2 separate regions of the Mus musculus genome follow, and region 2 is linked to region 1. The links are chromatin loops, found by intact Hi-C in ENCODE. Cell type or tissue: left cerebral cortex. All regions are shown on one strand.

Region 1 (4,000 bases):
TTACAGAACCTGGAGCTTACCAAGCAAGTAAACTAGCTGGCTAGTTAAGGATCTGTCTGTTCCATCACCTAGGCACTGGGATTAAAAGCATGTGCCACTGTATGTGGGTAGCTGGGATTTGAACTCCAATCCTCATGCTTGTGCGGCAAGCACTTTACTGAATGAACCATTTTGCAGGCTTCATAAGACAGTGTCATTGTATCTGCTTTCCCTCAAGGACAGTGGGGGTGGATGTAGCTTCAGGGACCACTGAGAGTAAGGATTAATGAGAGAAGCCAATCAGACCCCAGGGTACAATGTATGGGCAGGCGAAGGAGAAGGGTGAGCACTAACGGCTTCTGGGAGCCCACAGAATTTCAACTCCTCTAGACTACAGCACTCATTCATTCTACAAACAAATACTGGCCCTGATAAGATGTGAAGAGGTCCTGACTGTACTATTCACCAGCCATGTGGGTACAGGCAAGTTACCAACTTTCTTGGGCCCAGGTCCCCCTTCTATAAAATGGGGACAAGGACTCTGTCTGTAACGGATGATAGCAATATTAAATAATTTGTGGGGAGGAGCTGGCATAGCAAAGAGCAGCTAATTAGCTAAACGCTGCAGACAAACAGGTACCAAAACAAGGCTAGACCTCTAGTCTTGTCTCAGCAGCCATGAGACCCTTCCCATGCAGTGCTGTAGATCCTGGCCTCAGCTGAACAGTGTTCTGGGAACTAGAGGATAACCCTTGTCTACAGTGGTAGGCTTGAAGAACAATGACTGGGCAGATGCCTGTGTTTTGCAAAGCAATTATGCCACAGCCTTAATTTCTGACTCTCAGCACCCAGAAAAATAGAGCCTGGAGACCCCGATGGAAGTCAGAACTTCATTCTTCTCCAGGCACAAGAGCTAGTTCTCAACTGGCAGAACCAGGGACACCCCAAGATCACTGTCTTCTTCACTTCTCCATGGGGAGAGTCTTCCCTTCTCACTCAGTCTGAGTGTGCTAGCTCAAGTTCAGACAGCATCCAGGAGGCAATCATGAACCTGGCAGACAAAAGAAGGAAGCACACAAGCAAGCATTGTGGTGTAATAGGCACAAAACAGGTGATCAGCATTGGGCAGGGAGAATTAGGAGCCAGGACGTTATGTGCGAAGGTAAAGCTTGAATGAACAGGGAGGGACAATGTATAAGCAAAAGTGTCAGGCAAAGAACAGATAATGCAGACAACATCCAGTGGGTACCCTGTGTGCTGGGGCGATGGATGAATGACAGAGTGGAGGGACAGGCCACTGATAGCAGTGGGGCCCAATCACCGATGGCTAACATGCTAGGTATACATTGCCTTTTAACTACATGTAAAACATGCTCATCTACTAAAATAAATGTTCATCTGCGCACCTCCCAAACCATCTAGACTCCCACCAAGGCACTGCTCCAATAGCAGGGCACTTTTAAACGGTAGCTCTCCTCCTCTTTCTCTGACTTCCACGGCTCTGACTGAAGGCCTGTTCTTGGAACACTTATGGATTCCAACCCACACAGCTGAGCAAAAGAGAAGGAAGATAGCTGCCTCCAACCATCCTGCCACAGGGAGGAGCCACGCCACAGTCTGGCACACGTCCACAAGCATAGCCGCCCCCAAAATGGCATCCTATGGTGGCTTCATTTCACGATGAATGCCATGTTCACTTCAAAAAATCCTCTTTCCTTTGAAACAGGGTCTTGCTGTGTAGCCTGGGCTGACCTCAACTTTGCAATTGTGCCCTAGCTTCTGGAGTGCTGACATATCAGGTAGATGCTGCCATGCTTGGCTGACAAGTGTTTCTTACATGGCCAGATGCTAGGTACAGACTTTAGGGTCTGCTGAATACTGAGGTGTGTGTATGTGTGGGGGTACACAGCATGGGCAACTCAACACAGCATGGGCAACTCAGCCCATCCTGTCCAGGTTTCCTCACGTGCCTTGTGTCACCCTGGAGTCTTCACTGGCTGTACGGGGTCCATCATCTGAATGAACCATGAATTATCATCCAACTCCATCCGTCCCCACTGCAGCTTGTTTTGGGATGTGACCCCTTGCCACTTTCAGATCAGGGGCAGCTGACTGCCATGCTTCTCCCAGGGAAGCAAAAGCAACAGAGCTTGTGTGGCATTGGATGACCCTGGTTGACCCTGTCCCCCCGCCCCCAGGCTGGATTGTATGATGTCTGAGTACAAGTGGGACCCTTGGCAAGTTTAGGAGGTGAAAGATCCATTTAAAAACTTCCTGGCTAAATGGTAAATCTGTATGGGATGAGAAAAACTATTTTAAAAAATTAAAAGGTCCTTTAGTAATTAATGTTATCTAGAGAGCTTGACATGCTAATTTTAGAATATTATAGAATGGAGTTCTAAAATAATAGCAATAGGCAAATCAGTCCCCTAGGGGAGTGACTGGCACAAACAAGGGACATGTCCTGCTGACAGTGACTTGCAGAAATCTATTATAAAGATGGCATTTTTAATAAGATGCAACTCTAGCCAGAAGCTAAGATGTCAGCTGCCAGTTGTCACCAGACAGAGCCAGGGACAAGCCTGGGACTTGTTGTGACTCCAGGGCAGAGCCTCTGCTGCCATCATTGGGAACCAGCATAGATCTGCCCTTCCCCCATGCTCTAGGTGGCATAGGGATGTGGGTGAGGGGCAGTCCCTGTCATCCTCCCACTGGAGCTGCTGGTCTGCACCTGGGGTCTTGGTCTTGTGGTAGAGAGCTCAGATCTTGGACCTGAAGGCAGAAGACACTGGGGTTCTAAAGAATGGTCACAGACTGCAACAACCCCATGTGAAATAGACAGAACTCTTCAAAGGCTGGCGTCTCTAGCCAGAGCCTGAACTCTGGCTTGTGTTAAATCAAAGCTTTCTGAACCTCTTCTCTGCCTCCAGTCAGGACACCTCTGGCCTCCTCACAATCCTCCACTTCCAGTCACTGGCATCATACATTCCATTGTCAGCAGTAGCTCATAGCCTGACCCTGGAGACCTAAGGTTTAGCCCTGGCTCTGACATGGACCAGCTGACATAAACTTGGCCAATTCATGGGGGCTCCGGACTCATTTCCTCTGTGTACTACTGGTCTCTCAGGCCCGGTGCTGGTTTGAAATCTGGTTGTGACAACTTTCTGAGTTTTCCTTGTTTCTCAGACTGGTCCAACTCTATGTCATGCCTGTGTCTGTGTTTTTGCCATGAGCGGCATTTGAGGATGCGACAGCTCTGGAAATGTGGAGGTGCATGCTGGCAAATCTCACAGGGGATTCATGTGGACCAAAGAATCTCTCTGCAACAGAGATGTGCTTATATGGCTCTGCTCAAAGGTCACTTCCTCAGATCCCGCTATTTCCCCCATCTCTCCCCTTCTTTATTTTCCTCCATAACCATGTCCTCATCTGTATACAAATTATGGTAACACTATCTGTTGCCTGATATGCCACTATGTGTTCCACGAGGGGGGAGACACCCTCAGTCTTGCTCACTCACCACAGTTGCTGGTGGAATAATGAGTTTAACAGGCATGGACATCAGTCTTCATGTTCTAAGGTGGTAATCCCGCTTACACCTGAGTCCTTCCTGAAGGCAGTCCTTTTATTGGAGCCAGGATGGATGAGGACCTAAGATGGTCACCTTCCACTGTGTATCCCTGCTTGTCAGTCTATCTCATCAAGACCCAACCCCTGTTGCCCTCTTCTTGCTGCTGTGACCTAACCTGACTCTGCTCCCAGATTCTGATACCTGGTCCTTGCAGGATATCTCAGAGTCAGGACAGACAGACAGTGTTACTTCTAGGAATACCCAGAAACTCCACTGTGAAATTACTCATTCTGTAGGAGATGACCAAGAGCTTTATGGACTCTGAGCCCTTTGAAATGAATGTTTCATACAAAGACAGGACCGTCTTAAAGACAGAGCGAGCCTGTGAATGAGGCTTACTCACTCTTTGTTTTCACTGCCTATCCCTAAGTAGGATTCTTTGCTTCCCAC
Region 2 (4,000 bases), 55 kb after region 1:
AAGCACCCATCTTTTTTTTTTTTACCGTGTCCACGGGCCTACGCTATTTTTTCTTGTCCTACGCACTACTGTGACAAGCCTGGTCATTTAGTTTCCTGGGCCATTATAGATTCAGAGTAGTACAGAGAAGAGGGAAAATGGTGGATGTGGAGGAACGCTGGAAGCAGCCAGGTATGACAGATGTCAGCAAGTGAAGAGACAGGGAAATTACACAATGCCTATCAAAGAGGAGTTAACTGCACTTGGGACCATTTAGAGGTGGGGAAGGACAAATAGTTGCATATCAGCTGTCCTCAGGGACACTGGTTTTTTGCACAAGACAATAATAAAAAATGACGACTTAAGGCCATTGGGGCAAAGGTTAAATACTGCTACCATATTCAGCATTCAAGTTATTTTCCAGACACCGCAGGACTAATTTCTTTTGTAAATGTCCCTCCTAGTTTCTAAAACTCTCCTGGAATTGATAAACAGTGAAAAGAACATTTGCCTTCTTTAAACAGCCAGGCCTACTCTCCCAAGCAGTGCTGTGCGGGACTTCCGGCTGGAGGTTCTCCGTTGTTAGAGACCTTCCTCTGCCAAGTAGCTGAGGTCTGCATGCTCACATTTCAGAGCCAGGCTAAGATCCAGCTGTCCCTTCCTTTCCTTCATTGTTTAATTCTGCAGTTGTGTAATTTATTGTCACCCTGGGAAGGGCCATGTGTTGCAGAGTAGGACACTGTAACACTGAATCAAGCACCCCTGGACTGTGTTCAGAGAACCCCAGGATCCCTCAGCAACCCCTGCCCCTGTTTGTAAGCAGCTCCAACATCCACCAGTTGGTAGGGAGGAGCTGAGAATGATGCATAAATAAAGTCTCTGTAATCCACTGTATAACGAAGCAAGGTGGTGAACTCCCAACCACTGTTCTGGAATCAAGACTTGAATAGCATACCCGAGGTAACTCCTAATTTGGTTCTTAGAATCCCACAAGTTGGTAACTGACTTCCTCCGTGGGGAGGGAATATTGTGGAGAGGGCAGAAACTCAGGGCAGGAATTCAACCAAGAGCTGACAGTAACCAGGCTGCCGGAACCTGGATCTGTAGACACAGCTTTTTAAGAGGCAGCAGAAGCCCTGTCAGTAGCCAAGGAAGGCCTCGTGAGACAGAAGGAGAAGATAGGAGGCAGAGAGAGGGGTTTTACTGAGTATCTGAACTCCAAGATGGATTATATGTAGTCCTGTGCCACACACACATGTGGGGCACACATGCCAGGGCACACACGGCAGGGCATACAGGTCTCCTGGAGCCCTAGTTCTCCAATCACCAGCCAAGGCATGACCCTGAGTAAGGTCTGAATAATTTCTCTGAATATCAAGACCTTTCTCTAGTGAGAGTCAGACTGGCCATCTCTATTTAGCATCTCAAACCACAGGTGTCCAAAACGTGTTATTTTTCTTTCCCACAGCTGGCTTCCTCCAGTTCCTCCTTAAAGTTATTTCTTAGGAAATCAGGAGAAATAAGATCAGATTTGTTTTTGTTTTGCTTTCAGTCATAGGAGTTAACTATTAGAGTTTATACAAAATTTAAAGTTGATGAATACAAAAATCAATACACAAAGTCAAAAGAATGAAGACAAGGCACAGGCTAAGAGGGAATACTTACAAAGACCATAGCTGACAAATACTGTTCATCAAACTATACTAATTATTTTATTTTTAAATTAGATGAAAGTGTGTGTGTGTGTGTGTGTGTGTGTGTGTGTGTGTATGTGTGTGTGTATGTGTGTGTATGTGAGTTGCAGGTGCACATCCAGGCCAGAAGAGGGCATCAGAACTCCTGAAGCTGGAGTTACCTACAAGCAGTGCTGGCAACTAAGTTTTGCTCTTTTCTGAGTACTCTTAACTGCCAAGCCATCTTTCTGGCTCCAAACTATATTAATCCTGAAGACTCAACAATATGAACAGTAACAACTTGCTTTTAAAATGAGCAAAAGACATCTTGCTAGAGGAGACAAAGAGATGGCAAATGAGTCAATAGAAAGGTGCCCAATATCACGTCATTCGGGAATTAACATTACTGAGGAACCACTACACACAGATCTGAAAATCTACAACACTGACAACACCAAATGCTGGGAAGGTCACAGAGCAACAGGAACTCCCATGCATTATTGGTGGGGACATGGCAGGTAAACTCACTCTGGAATAATTTAGTGGTTAACTGTTATTTGTTGTTGTTGTTTTTGTCTTTTTAAAACTCGATCCAAGCAATTGTGTTCTTTGGTATTTACAAAGGAAAAAAAAAAAAGCTTACAACATGTCTCCCATAAAACCTGCACTTAGAAATATACAGCAGCTAATAACTGCTCTATTAAAATAATCCAAAATTTGGAAGCAATGAAGACTTCCAACCATGTATATAAAAGAAGAAAAAGCAGAAATCTATGGTAATTCAGATAACGGAATCTTGTTCAGCACTAACAGTAAGCGGACTTCCAAAGCCTGAGAGGAGATGAAGGAAACCTGAATGAAGTCAGTCTGCAAAGGCCACAATTCCCATGTGCCTACAACTCTATGACTTTCAGGAGAGCAAGCGATGAGCACAGTGACAAGGCCAGTGGTCTTCAGGGCTTAGAGAGAGAGAGGGATTAGAATAGAGGGAGCACAGGGAGATTTAGGACAGTGAAAATTCCAGGTATGCTATTATAATGAGACATACATGCCATTACACATTTGTCTACACAAGGATGCACACCAAGTGCAAACCTGCAGGTGAACTGTAACTCCAAGTGAGAACATGCTCATGGATTAGAAAGACTCTAGACATTTCAAGACATCAGTTCTAATCTAACAGATTAGAGAATTCAAAGAATCAAAGTCACAAGAAAGTTGTGTGTGTGTGCGTGTGCATGCGCATGCACATGTACACATTGTATATAAAAATTCTAGCATTTGTACTCAGAGGGCCAATAGCCTGTGAACACAAAAGAGGAACATTTGCTAAATCAAATATAAGACACTTTATGGTGATGGATTAAGAATAAAATCAGTCAAGACCACTGCCCCGCTATGTATAAACACATGGTTCACAGCACAGAGAATCAATCTCACAAAACAGGGACATGAAGAATGGCCTTCTCCATGACTGATGCTGGAGTAAGTGAGCATCCATTTAGGGAGGAACAAAACTGGACCCTATCATAGAGCGCACACAGGCAAATCAAACAGCTCCATAGGAAGGGGAAAAGCCTCAAAGTGTGTTGAAGAGAGTGACAAAAAAGGAGGGCAGCATTTGTCACCTTGAAAGGAAAGCTCCTTAATTAGGACACAAAAACCAGTAGCTATAAGAGAAAGAAAACACGGCTGCATTAAAAATGAGGACACATCTCTATCACAGACCACCATGAGCAGGGTGAGAGGACAAGGTACAGAAGAGGGTGGGACCCAGAACCGTGACAGGACCAGACGAAGAACCAGGACGATGAGTGCCTACAAACCAACGAGAGGATTAGAACCTGGGCAAAGTCAGCAAGAGAACAAGCCGCTCAGTAGGATGGGAAAGAACTTCTCAATGGACATTGGAACTGTTCTGCTTCTAAGCCCATCGAGAACACGGGAGGCAAATGCACAGTGAAGACCCGCTGCCCTGTAAGCTGTAGAACAGAAGCCGCTGACCATAGGGGTCCCTCCACTAGTCTGATAGAAGACGTTACTGTCACAGAGTGTGGGAAGTTAACATGGTAGGCAGTTAAAATCCCTACCAATTCCACATCAGAACCCTTTACAAATGCACATGCCCCAGAATGAACACACACACACACACACACACACACACACACACACAGAGTCACTCACTCTCATGAATGTATTCAAAGCAGTACTCTTTGTAATCAGCTCAAACTTAAAAATGGCATAGTCGTGGCTGATTTATAACAATAAATACCACACAGCAAAGAAATATGTAATATATAGTACATTTTCATGAATGTTCACAAATATTTCTGAGTGCTCCATAAAAC

What was found. Peaks named below come from ENCODE experiments on the same cell type or tissue, not always from the same donor. Only the 100,000 strongest peaks of a DNase experiment are listed, where the experiment ranks them.
Region 2: it touches region 1 in a loop (2.1-fold over the local background); 2 of 42 quality-filtered maps call a loop at or near these places.

What each region holds. Positions count from the first base shown.
Region 1 is chr8:93,882,058-93,886,057 of GRCm38, reverse strand. The region is part of intron 2 of Gnao1 (guanine nucleotide binding protein, alpha O); the gene reads right to left. Among named protein-coding and RNA genes, the nearest start is that of 4930488L21Rik, 71 kb to the right of the region's middle. In left cerebral cortex, CTCF peaks have their summits at 1,568 and 2,436; DNase peaks (open chromatin) are centred at 1,511 and 2,673; H3K27ac peaks cover 3,937 bases.
Region 2 is chr8:93,827,469-93,831,468 of GRCm38, reverse strand. All of the region lies in intron 2 of Gnao1 (guanine nucleotide binding protein, alpha O), which reads right to left. Among named protein-coding and RNA genes, the nearest start is that of 4930488L21Rik, 16 kb to the right of the region's middle. In left cerebral cortex, a CTCF peak has its summit at 1,839 (motif pointing right); DNase peaks (open chromatin) are centred at 1 and 730; H3K27ac peaks cover 927 bases.